2 separate regions of the Mus musculus genome follow, and region 2 is linked to region 1. A link is a loop called in an ENCODE intact Hi-C map of the cell type or tissue named here. Cell type or tissue: left cerebral cortex. All regions are shown on one strand. Each heading gives the region's core, and the rest is flanking DNA. Links, peaks and the distances in the headings are about the cores only.

Evidence for each region. Peaks named below come from ENCODE experiments on the same cell type or tissue, not always from the same donor. Only the 100,000 strongest peaks of a DNase experiment are listed, where the experiment ranks them.
Region 2: a loop joins it to region 1, with 10 times the contacts of the local background. A loop is called at or near these places in 2 of 42 quality-filtered maps.

Annotation. Positions count from the first base shown.
Region 1 is chr13:35,498,263-35,503,644 of GRCm38, reverse strand. No RefSeq gene overlaps it. Among named protein-coding and RNA genes, the nearest start is that of Cdyl, 160 kb to the left of the region's middle. In left cerebral cortex, for the core only: no CTCF peak of the experiment used is centred there; DNase peaks (open chromatin) are centred at 1,742, 2,082, 2,583, 3,195 and 1 more place; H3K27ac peaks cover 2,131 bases.
Region 2 is chr13:35,128,397-35,133,778 of GRCm38, reverse strand. No RefSeq gene overlaps it. Among named protein-coding and RNA genes, the nearest start is that of 4930529N20Rik, 37 kb to the left of the region's middle. In left cerebral cortex, for the core only: no CTCF peak of the experiment used is centred there; DNase peaks (open chromatin) are centred at 1,692, 1,867, 2,311 and 4,121; H3K27ac peaks cover 786 bases.

The DNA.
Region 1 (5,382 bases), core at 176-5,175:
GTGGGCAGCTGCTGGGAATCGAAGACTGGACGAGAACAGAGGGTACCATAACACCCCAGACTCCCTGGCATACCTCCTCAAAGCAATGTTACCGCTGCCGTTGTATTTCCGGCTCCCCAAATTCTGCGAACACTGAGTCTCTCTCCTCTTTCTCTGTCTTCAGGGCCCACGCCAGGCTGCTACTCAGCCTTGTCACACAAATGATTGAACAAAGTGAGGGTGGGGGCTGGGCTGGGGCTGGCTGGGGACAGTTTTTACGAGCTCCCGGGGGAGGGGGGCGGCTGTTCATTTATCCCAGCAGCAAGGCAAATACTCTAAAACCCGTGACCCCACCCTTTTCAAAGAAATGTAATTTGCTCTTGTCAATAACATGGATTTCCCACCTCAAAAGAGCCAACATTTTCTCGTTATTTATCAAATCTTTTACACTCTGATGACTAATGAAAAACTCTCTGGCAATTTGTTACTGTGTTGGCATTGTTTACCATCAGAAATGACACTAGAACACAGGGGCACTCCGTTACAATTGCATTCAAAGTTTACTCTCTCCCCAGGGAGCATATACCCCCACATATCCATAGGGGCTGATAACCATTATGAATACAGCCTTTATGAATAATCTACGAGGCACTCAGCACCTCAAAACACCACATTGCAATTCATCAGCTCATTTTGGCATCATGAGAGTGTTTGTGATGTCACCTCAGTTGAAAAGAACGAGACTTAAAGCAGGGAAACATCTTTACTAAGGCCATATAGCAAGTCAATTGCAGTGTAAGTATAGGTCACCATAGCCTTCAGCCAGAGCTCCTTCCTCTGAACTGTGTTTGTGAAGAACATGTTAGAATCAGGGAAAACATGTGAGACACCACACACACACACACACACACACACACACACACACACCACATACATGTTGTTGTTTTTTTTTTTTTTCCTGCTGGGCTGTGTTTCTCCTGTCTGCAGCCCAGGCAATCTTGAAATGTGCAATAGGTACTTCCTTGGAAATCAATAGGGTCATTTTATCCGGCCACATCATATAAAATTGGCATTTACAAATTAAGATATTCAATTATCAACAACTCGATATATTTCTAACTAATTGCTCTCCCTGGCTTCATGCTGGGCGTCGTTCCCACATAGCTGCAAACTGGCCTTTTCTTTGGTTTAATTTGGCTGGTTTCTCCACTTTCAATTTTGCTGCCCCTTGGTCTGAATCTGCCAGTGACCTCAGATCATTGTTTTACCAACCTCCATAACTAATTGAGCCAATTGCAGAGGCAGCTGGCCAAACTTCGCAATTAACCCCAAATCCAGTCACTCAGGGTGATACAAATATGACTCACAGATGGGTAGTTTACAAGAATTCTCAACAGGTCTAGCCTGTTCCTGATTCGGCAGGAAAGGAATTCTCTTAGTATTCTGCTGTTTGTCTGACCTGAATAGTGTGTGCTGGGTCGTGGGACACTTCTGAAATTGTTACAGGGGGGTCTTAGGAACTTAGGAGGGTGTCTTGGCTGAATGCTAGGTGGGCTAGCCAAGTGGCCAAAGACATATTTATTAGCGTCATTCATTTTTACCATCCGGCGGAAGCTCGTGTCTTGTTCCACTCGCCTGACTCCCACCATCTGGAGTGAAGTCAGGATATGCTCACCAGAAAGCAGGGATGGACAAGCTCCAAGTGGGGGCTGCCTGGCAGAAGGGCTGGAGGCTGCCTGGCAGAAGGGCCTCGGCCACCACTGCAAGATGTCAGAGCTGCCTGCTTCCTGCATACGGTTTGAGAAATGAGAACAGTGCTCTCTTTCTGTGTTTTCGGGTTACATGATATTTTTGTGAACCACTTGATGTAGGGCTTGAGAATAAATCAAGCTGGGAGCCCTCTGGTACTGCTGACTTGGAGAATGCCCTGAAGGTGTGTCTCAATGATCTTTCTCTGACACTGAGCGCTTTGTTTTCATTTTGCACTCTAAGCAGAGAGAAACCACAGAAGGCCAGGGCAAGAAACCTAGCATCTCTTAGAAAGATAGCAGAACCCCGGACTAATGCTGCAAAGAACATTATAGGAGTAGCTGGCCAGGGTTCTGGTGAGAATTTTGGAAAGCATGTGGGAGGGATGTAAAATATTCCTGAAATCAGTGAGACGACAGCAGCAGGATGTGAGCCCTGTGGAAAAAAAGAGAAAATCCAACCCTGAGTTGTGGTCTTTGTTGATTTCCATGGAGTAAAAATAATCCCATTGTGGCCAATTTTGAAGTGGCTTAATTTAACAACTGGCTTGCAAAATTTCTGGGTGTTTGATAATCTCTGCAGAGCTTGTGTGAGCTGATTCCTAAGTGTACTCTCTTAGGGGCTCCAACATTAAAACGGGGCAAATGTGCTACACACTTTAAAATATAAGGATCTGGGCCAGAAGCAAGTATCCCAGGGAGACCCAGGCCCCATCCTCTCCTCTCTCAACCCATCACTGCCTGGCTCCCTCAGGCCCAAGATCAAAGTCCAGATACCCTGACTAGAAACACTGTGCTCCCAGTCAGTGCTCGGCAAACTCCCAGAGCCTGTGTCTTTTCTGGAAACGGTCTCCAGCCTCACCACTGCAAACATCACAGTGCCTGCCATGAAAGCCGGTTCCCGCTACAGCCTAGCAGGCAGAGCCACTAGAGGACCAGACTGCTGCTCTCCTGGAGGGAGGGAAAATGCTGAGGGTGGGTGTTGATCCATCACTGTGCACAAGACAGTTTTACATCCCAGAGTGGGCCCAAGCATAGTTTAAAACAGATGTCCACCAGAGTAGAAACTCAATCCACCATTTAGGAAGGTAGAAGACAGCCTGTAATTGGGTAGGTTTATAGGACTATGGGATGGGTTTATTCCATGAGAAATTTCTGTGATTGCAACTGGAAGAATTCAGTGTTCATTAATAAACTATTCTTGCAGGTATGTAAGGCATAGGGGTATATCTGTGTTTTGACAACATGTTTTTGTAAAGTTTTTTTAGTCATTGTTTTTAAATTGTATGTGTGGCACCTGTGGTTCTGTGCACTACATGTGCAAATAAATGCCCACAGAGGCCAGAAGACGGCATCAGATCCCCCTGGAAATAGAGTTACAGAAGCTTATGATCTGCAGTGTGGCTGTTGTGACTCAAACCCAGGTCCTTTGAAATGCAGTGAGTACTCCTAACTGCCAAGCTATCTCTCCAGTCCTCATCCCCCACATTTCAAATCGGGACTTTGAATTCCTTATGTGAGAAATATGAACGGCAGGAATGAACTACTCTTATGTACGGTCTTCTCTGGGCTGTGCTTTCAAGGTGCCCATGACTCTCACATCTTCACACTGTTTTGTGAAACTCTCAGTCCCTTTATCATTTGCCTGCTGGCTCTCATACTTTTGGGGGCATTTAATGTTCCAGTGACCATCACTATTTAGCTGTGTTAAATATATTTTTTTGATGAACAAACTTAAGGAAACTATAGATTATACTAAGAGTTTATTGTGAGTCCTCCTTTGAGTCTCTGCTGTTCTAGGCTGTATTATCTATCAGAGAAGTGTGCTCATGGGGCTCCAAGCTAGCTTCGGATCAGCTTTACCCAAAGGATGCTGTGTCATCTCCTAGGGCTTCCATGGCCAGGTGCCATAAGGCAGGTGGCTCAGAACAACAGATATTTATTTTTTATGGTTTTGGAAGGACTCTGCTTTTTTTCCAGGCACTGCCAGGAACCCCTGGGGCTCCTTGGATTGTAGAATACGCAGAGTTTGTACATGTGCTGCTCTGTGTTTCTGTCTCTTTCCTCCTTCAAGAACAGTAATCCAACTGGGTGAGGATCCTAACTAACTGAGTATTAACTTCACCTGCACTTGATATGTATAAAGACACTATTTCCAAATAAGGTCACAATCACAGGTAAAAAGATTTGAACATAGGTTTTGAGGGGGCAGTGTTTAGCCCACAACAAAGAACTGTTCACATTCCCTCAAACTGGGATTCCAATAAATACATTTTGAGAAATGATATCTCAAAAAACTTGAACTGCAGTTGGGATTTGGGATTTGTAATTTGTAATTTGTAATTGAATATCCCTTCTCCAAAATGCTTGTGACTGGAAGTGTTTCAAACTGGCTGCTCAGGTACCTGGGTTTAATTGACAGCACCCACAAGGTAACCCGAAACCACCTTTACCCCTGTTCCAGAGGCTCCGGTACCCTTTTCTGGCTTCTACATGTGGTGCACAAACATACACAAAGAAAAAATGCACATACACATAAAGATAAATAAATAAATAAATAAATATCATTTAAAATCATAAACATTTTGGAATATTTGCATGCTCATAATATGAAATCTTGTGGGGAGGGACCCAGTACAAACACAAGGCATTATGCTTCATGCTTGATGTCTTATAATCAGAGCCTGTTGGCCATTTTATTTTTAGTGTCCTTGCATTCTGACTGTGACCTGTCCAGTATGGGAATTTCTACTCAAGGTATCATATTGGTGTCCCCAAAGTTTCAGATCTGGGGAAATTTTAGATTTCAGAGGCTTGGACTAACAATATTCTAAACCAGGAAACAGGGGCTCTTTTTTTGATGTCAAAGGGTACTTGGCTATAGAGGAGGAGAAAATATGGTTTATACTAGTCTTTCTTTAAAAAACAAATCATTATGGAGGAATAGTCTGTGAAAATATGAGGAGTCTATGTGGCTTTGTTACTGGCAGAAAGCTTAGCTGTTTTTGTCTCACACTGTTAATGGGGACACACAAAAGACACTGTAGCACAAATCTATCTTAATAGTTCAGTAGTTGGTTTCCAACATTGTTGGCCTCCTTTGCCATCCTTTGTGTCTTCTTTTATGCATCAGACCTCCATATTCTAATGAAGTGTCAGTCTACAACAGTCCAAGTGCCTAACCATAGCTCAAAAGAGACAAGAACCACTGCTCCACGTTATGGCTCCTGTGAGCTCAAAAGTCCAGCTTCCTACGGCAGGGTTTACCTGACAGGGGCAGGAACATTTTCTCCATTTCTACAATTAAAATATGATTAATGAATCAGCCAAACACAAATACAGTTATGTGTCACTTAATGACAAAGACACATCCCAAGAAATGTACCCTTTGGCAGCTTGGTAGCTGTGTGCACATCATAGACTATAATTAAGTACACAGATCAAGACAGCAGTGACATATGTGGGCAATAAATACCACTGGATGAGGCCACTACAGAATACAAGATCTATCATTGACTAAAATATCTCAAGGAATAGGTTAGTATTACAAAATACTTCACTTGTAAGGTAAGTTATCAAGTAGGCAAAATATAAGACTAAATTTCATATAGGTACAATGAGTTATCTGCTATAATAAAATGTTCAATGGCCAGTA
Region 2 (5,382 bases), core at 190-5,189, 370 kb after region 1:
TCCAGCAATACCTCTCCTGGGCATATATCCAGAAGATGTCCCAACAGGTAAGAAGGACACATGCTCCACTATGTTCATAGCAGCCTTATTTTTAATAGCCAGAAGCTGGAAAGAACCCAGATGCCCCTCAACAGAGGAATGGATACAGAAACTGTGGTACATTTACACAATGGAGTACTACTCAGCTATTAAAAAGAATGAATTTATGAAATTCCTAGCCAAATGGATGGACCTGGAGGGCATCATCCTGAGAGAGGTAACACATTCACAAAGGAACTCACACAATATGTACTCACTGATAAGTGGATATTAGCCCAAAACCTAGGATACCCAAGATATAAGATACAATTTGCTAAACACATGAAACTCAAGAAGAATTAAGACTGAAGTGTGGACACTATGCCCCTCCTTAGAATTGGGAACAAAACACCCATGGAAGGAGTTAAAGAGACAAAGTTTGGAGCTGAGACGAAAGGATGGACCATCTAGAGACTGCCATATCCAGGGATCCACCCCATAATCAGCTTCCAAACGCTGACACCATTGCATACACTAGCAAGATTTTATCGAAAGGACCCAGATGTAGCTGTCTCTTGTGAGACTATGCCGGGGCCTAGCAAACACAGAAGTGGATGCTCACAGTCAGCTATTGGATGGATCACAGGGCTCCCAATGGAGGAGCTAGAGAAAGTACCCAAGGAGCTAAAGGGATCTGCAACCCTATAGGTGGAACAACATTATGAACTCACCAGTACCCCGGAGCTCTTGTCTCTAGCTGCATATGTATCAAAAGATGGCCTAGTCGGCCATCACTGGAAAGAGAGGCCCATTGGACTTGCAAACTGTATATGCCCCAGTACAGGGGAACGCCAGGGCCAAAAAAAATGGGAATGAGTGGGTAGGGAAGTGGGGGGGGAGGTTATGGGGGACTTTTGGTATAGCATTGGAAATGTAATTGAGGAAAATATGTAATAAAAAATAAATAGATTTTAAAAAATTGGAAAAAAAAAGAATTGAGATGTTATTTCTCTCTGTTAGGAGTTCAGGCCTACCATAGTTCTTTGCAAGTAGAATGCTATCAACAGTAATAGTCACTACCCAAAGTAGACCCATAAGAAAATAGAGTAATAACAAGCTATGAAACAATCACCTCCAAAGCTCCAACCAGTTTAGGATGTGAAGGGACGTTAATAGTACTTTGTGTCAAGTATATTAGTTATTCTAGATAGCCTTAGGAAAAAAGGAAGAAAATACAATAGGATTATTGATTACTATTGAGGTTCTAGAAAATAGAGGAAGGGAGCATATATGGCAGGGGGACTTTTGGGGAAAAAAGTGTCTGGTGAGGGAATTTCAATGAAAGGTAGAAGGAAGAAAGAGATGGTAAAGACATGCTGCAGATAGCTTAGACCATGCTCAGCTCTCTGGAGGCCAAATCTCAGGGACTTTGCAAACCAGGCCAGACTTTGTTCTTTGGGAAATGAGAACATGAAAGAGTAAGGGCACAGAGAGAAAACTCTATGTAGGGCAAGAACACCGAGGAGCTGAAAGGGCGTGGGCTATCAAAGATGGAATAGACGTAGAGGAGGGAGAACTGGTAGGAGGTGAACCATGAAAACTGACTGGCCCAATTGTAGGGCTTCTTCGGGACTCTCCCACATGCCTTTCCTGGCTCCCAAATGCTGTCTGGCCTCTGGGAGTTGCTCAGCCAAAATGTGTTATTTTTACTTCAGGATGCTAAGTGAGCATGGCCCCTGAAGGATGCTGAAGCAGATTGTGAGTGATACCAAAGCCCCTCCCACCCATTTCCTCTAACCAAAAAAAAAAAAAAAAAGCTCCAGGCTCTTGCTCACGAGGTAAAATTACATTCACCCCTTCTCTGAAGCCTTTCCACGCTCTCCCAGTGTGACTCACGCGCTTCCTGCATCAACGCCACTCATGTGTGTCATTATGTGCTACATTACTGCCTCTCAGAATGATTTGAGGGAGTCATTCTGATGTGTGTTTGTGTGTGGTGGTGGTGGTGGTGGTGGTGGGTGGGTGGGTGGGTAGGTGGTGTTGTTCTCCAGACCTGACTCACAGCGCCCTTCCTCTGCTTCTTTATTCTGGCATCTAGAATCATCAAGCATGTATCTGGGAACAGGCTGCAGCTGCTGATGCAGTGAAATCGAAAGGGGAACTGAGAAATCTTGGCAGGCTCCTGATCTGCCACTTCTGCACAGAACACACCTTACCAGCCACCTGCCTGACCCACTTCCACAATCTGACTAGTCATTTCTGAGTCTACCTTCAGCCCCAGAGGCTGTATGTACATCCAAGGCTCACCAGTTGTGGAATGAAGGAGGGAAGGGGAGCTTGCCACATTGAAGGAGGTGCTGAGAGGGAACAGCACAGCCAGAATGCATGCCAGCCCTGGGCTGCTATCACAACCAGTCAGAAGCCAGGAGCACAAGTGGCACCCACATGACAGAGAACCAGAAGTGCCAGGGATCCATTTGGCATCCTAAACCCAAGTGACTCTGTGGAGGACTCTCCATGGAAAAGACCTTGCCTGGGTGGATGATACAAGCTTCAGTTTTGGGCAGAAGCCAATATGGATGACTGTACCCCAAAATCTTGACCTTGTGGGCAGGGGAGAGGAGACAATTACACCCCTATCCCCATGTCCGGGTGCTATGTCCATAACAAGGCTAAATCCACAAACCAAGAGAGGGCTTGTCCTCTGCACTGTACAGTCAGGTGAACAGAGGGGACAGGAATTCAAATTACAAGCTCCCCCTGTGTCTACATGGCAAAGAGAGCTGTATAATCAGGAAGAAAGGGTGGCTGTGGTCTTCTGTGGATCACAAACAGGCCCAAGTTGCATTGGGCTAGAAAATAAATGTACCTTTCAGTAGAAAGGGAACCTGTCACCTTTGATGCTTTACAATAGGGAAGTGTCGTTTTTGTGTGTGCCAAGAACTTTTATTTACATCATCCCCACCCATCTCACACATCTCACATCATCTTGTAGTAGTTCTCTCTCTCTCTCTCTCTCTCTCTCTCTCTCTCTCTCTCTCTCTCTCTCTCTCTCTCTCTCCTTTCTTCTCTCTCTCTTCTCTCTTCTCTTTCTCTTCTTTCATCCCCTTCTCTCTTCCTGCCCTTCCCTCTCCCCATTTTCTTTCTTCCTTTCTTCCATCCTCTCTCTTCCCTTCTTTCTTTCCACTTCTCCTCCTCCTCTCCCTTCTTCATTTTTGGTTTTTTGAGACAGAGTTTCTCTGCATAGCCCTAGCTGTTCGTGAACTTGTTCTGTAGTCCAGACTCACCTTGAATTTAAAGATCCCTGCCTCTGCTTCCTGAATTATGAGATTCAAGTTTTGTGCCACCATGCACTGCTCAAGTGATGCCATTTTCAATTGTCACAGAATATCCTTGCTTCCAGGGCAAGTGCCTACCAATGATGGTGAGATGCCTTTCACCCTATAGCTAGTCAGGAGAGGAATAGGCAAGACTTTCTGACCCAGAGAGAAGGAGAGGATTTCAGGGGGAACCCTGGAAGTCTCTATCAGGACACAAATAAAGAAGGAAGTGACCAGGCGAGACCAAGATGACAGGTAACAGGCCACATGGCTGGAAAGTAGGCCAGGCCAGTATTATCAAATTCGAATAGCTCAGAATCTTCCCACTATAGTGCCTGAAGCTTTTAATAAATATAAAAGTCTCCAAGTCATTTCTCCGCGTTATTACTCTGAGTATGGGTGGATGTAGAAAGTTTTGTATTTTTACACTTCTCACCTCCTTTTCTCTCTGCAAAGGCTTCTTTGGGACAGGGCAAGGCACATGACACACCAGGATGGGAGAAGCCAGGAGAGTTAGGATCCAAGAACAAGAAGATTTAACACAACACGTGCTTCAGCCTTTTTGGAGTGTGGTAAAAACCAGGAAGCCCTGAGTCTTACAGAACTTTACAGGAAAGCTGGAACCCAAGGCTGACCAGAGCTGCCTGCTTCATTTGAAAAGGAGGGGACACTAGCTTCGCCTTCACAGACACATCACTCACCACCAAACTGCCAGACTGCCACAGCAGAGTAGAAGAAAGAGGGAACAGGATGTGGGGCAGGGCTATCAGACTTCAAAGAGTGTCATCCCCACCCCCTCAGGAACAAAGTGTGTGGGAGATAGGGGAGACAGTGTGTAACTGCGGGTGACTGCCAACTGCCATTGTGCTCTGTGAAATCTTTAAGTTTGTAGAACCTTTGAGAGATGAAGCCTTGCTGGATGGAGCAAGTGAGCCACTGGAGGCAGGTTTTGACATCACTTCCTGCTCACTCTCTCTTCCAGGCTGCTGATTCAGTGTGAGAAGTGGACCTTGTGCACTTGTCACCAGGATGGACTGTATACCTTGAAACTGTAAACCCAAATAAAACCCCTTTCTTAAGATGCTTTTGTCAGGGTGTCTTACCCCAGCAACAAAAGAGAAACGAGTGCACACTCTGAGTCCAAGTTGAACACGCCTCTTTTCTTCATAAAGAGCCCTGCCTCAACAACAGAAAATAGACTAAGAGACGTCTATACTGAAGGGACAGCAAATTTCTAATTTCCCACAAGCACAGAGAAGTTGGAGAGCCGGAATCTTTCATTCTTGTCACTAGTCCCCTAGTCCTTCTATAACTTAAGGGACAGTCCCTTGAATTTTTGCTTCTTGTGCTGGCTTGCATGCCTTTTGGTGAAATTTATATAATGTCTACCCCGTAATTTTAGTAAAAGAATCACAAAAACCTAGTAAAGGAATATATAGGGCTGGGGAGGTAGCTCAGTAGTTAAAAGCACTTGTTGCTCTTTCAGAGGACCTAGGTTCATTTCCCACCATCCACATGGTAGCTCACAATCATCTGTAACTTCAGTTTCAGAGTATTTAATGACCTCATCTGGTTTCCACAGGCACCAAAGTTCACGGTCAGCCTAGCTACATTCTATGTTCAAGGCCTGCTTAGACTACATTAGATGTTTCCTCAAAAAGAAAACAGAAAGGAAGAAAACTAAACCAAGAGAGCAGTGCACTATAGATGCATTTAGATGAGGTATACATAGGCCAATTCATAGAGGTAAGAAGTCAATCAGTGCTTGCCAGATGTGGGGGATGGAAGTATGAAAAGTTATCGCTATTGGGGTTGGGGTTTCCTTTGGAGGTGATGGAAACCTTCTGCAAGTAGTAGTGATATTTGGACAGTTAGTATTTATATTAAAATTCACTGAAATACATACTTTATTGAAATGTTAATTTCATGTTATATTAATTGTGTTTCAACTGAAATGCTCAGAATTAGTTCAAAAATGAGAAGGTAATTTCAAGAGGTATGTTGTCTAGCCGAATGGAGCAGCGATCATTTCATGTCCTGAGGT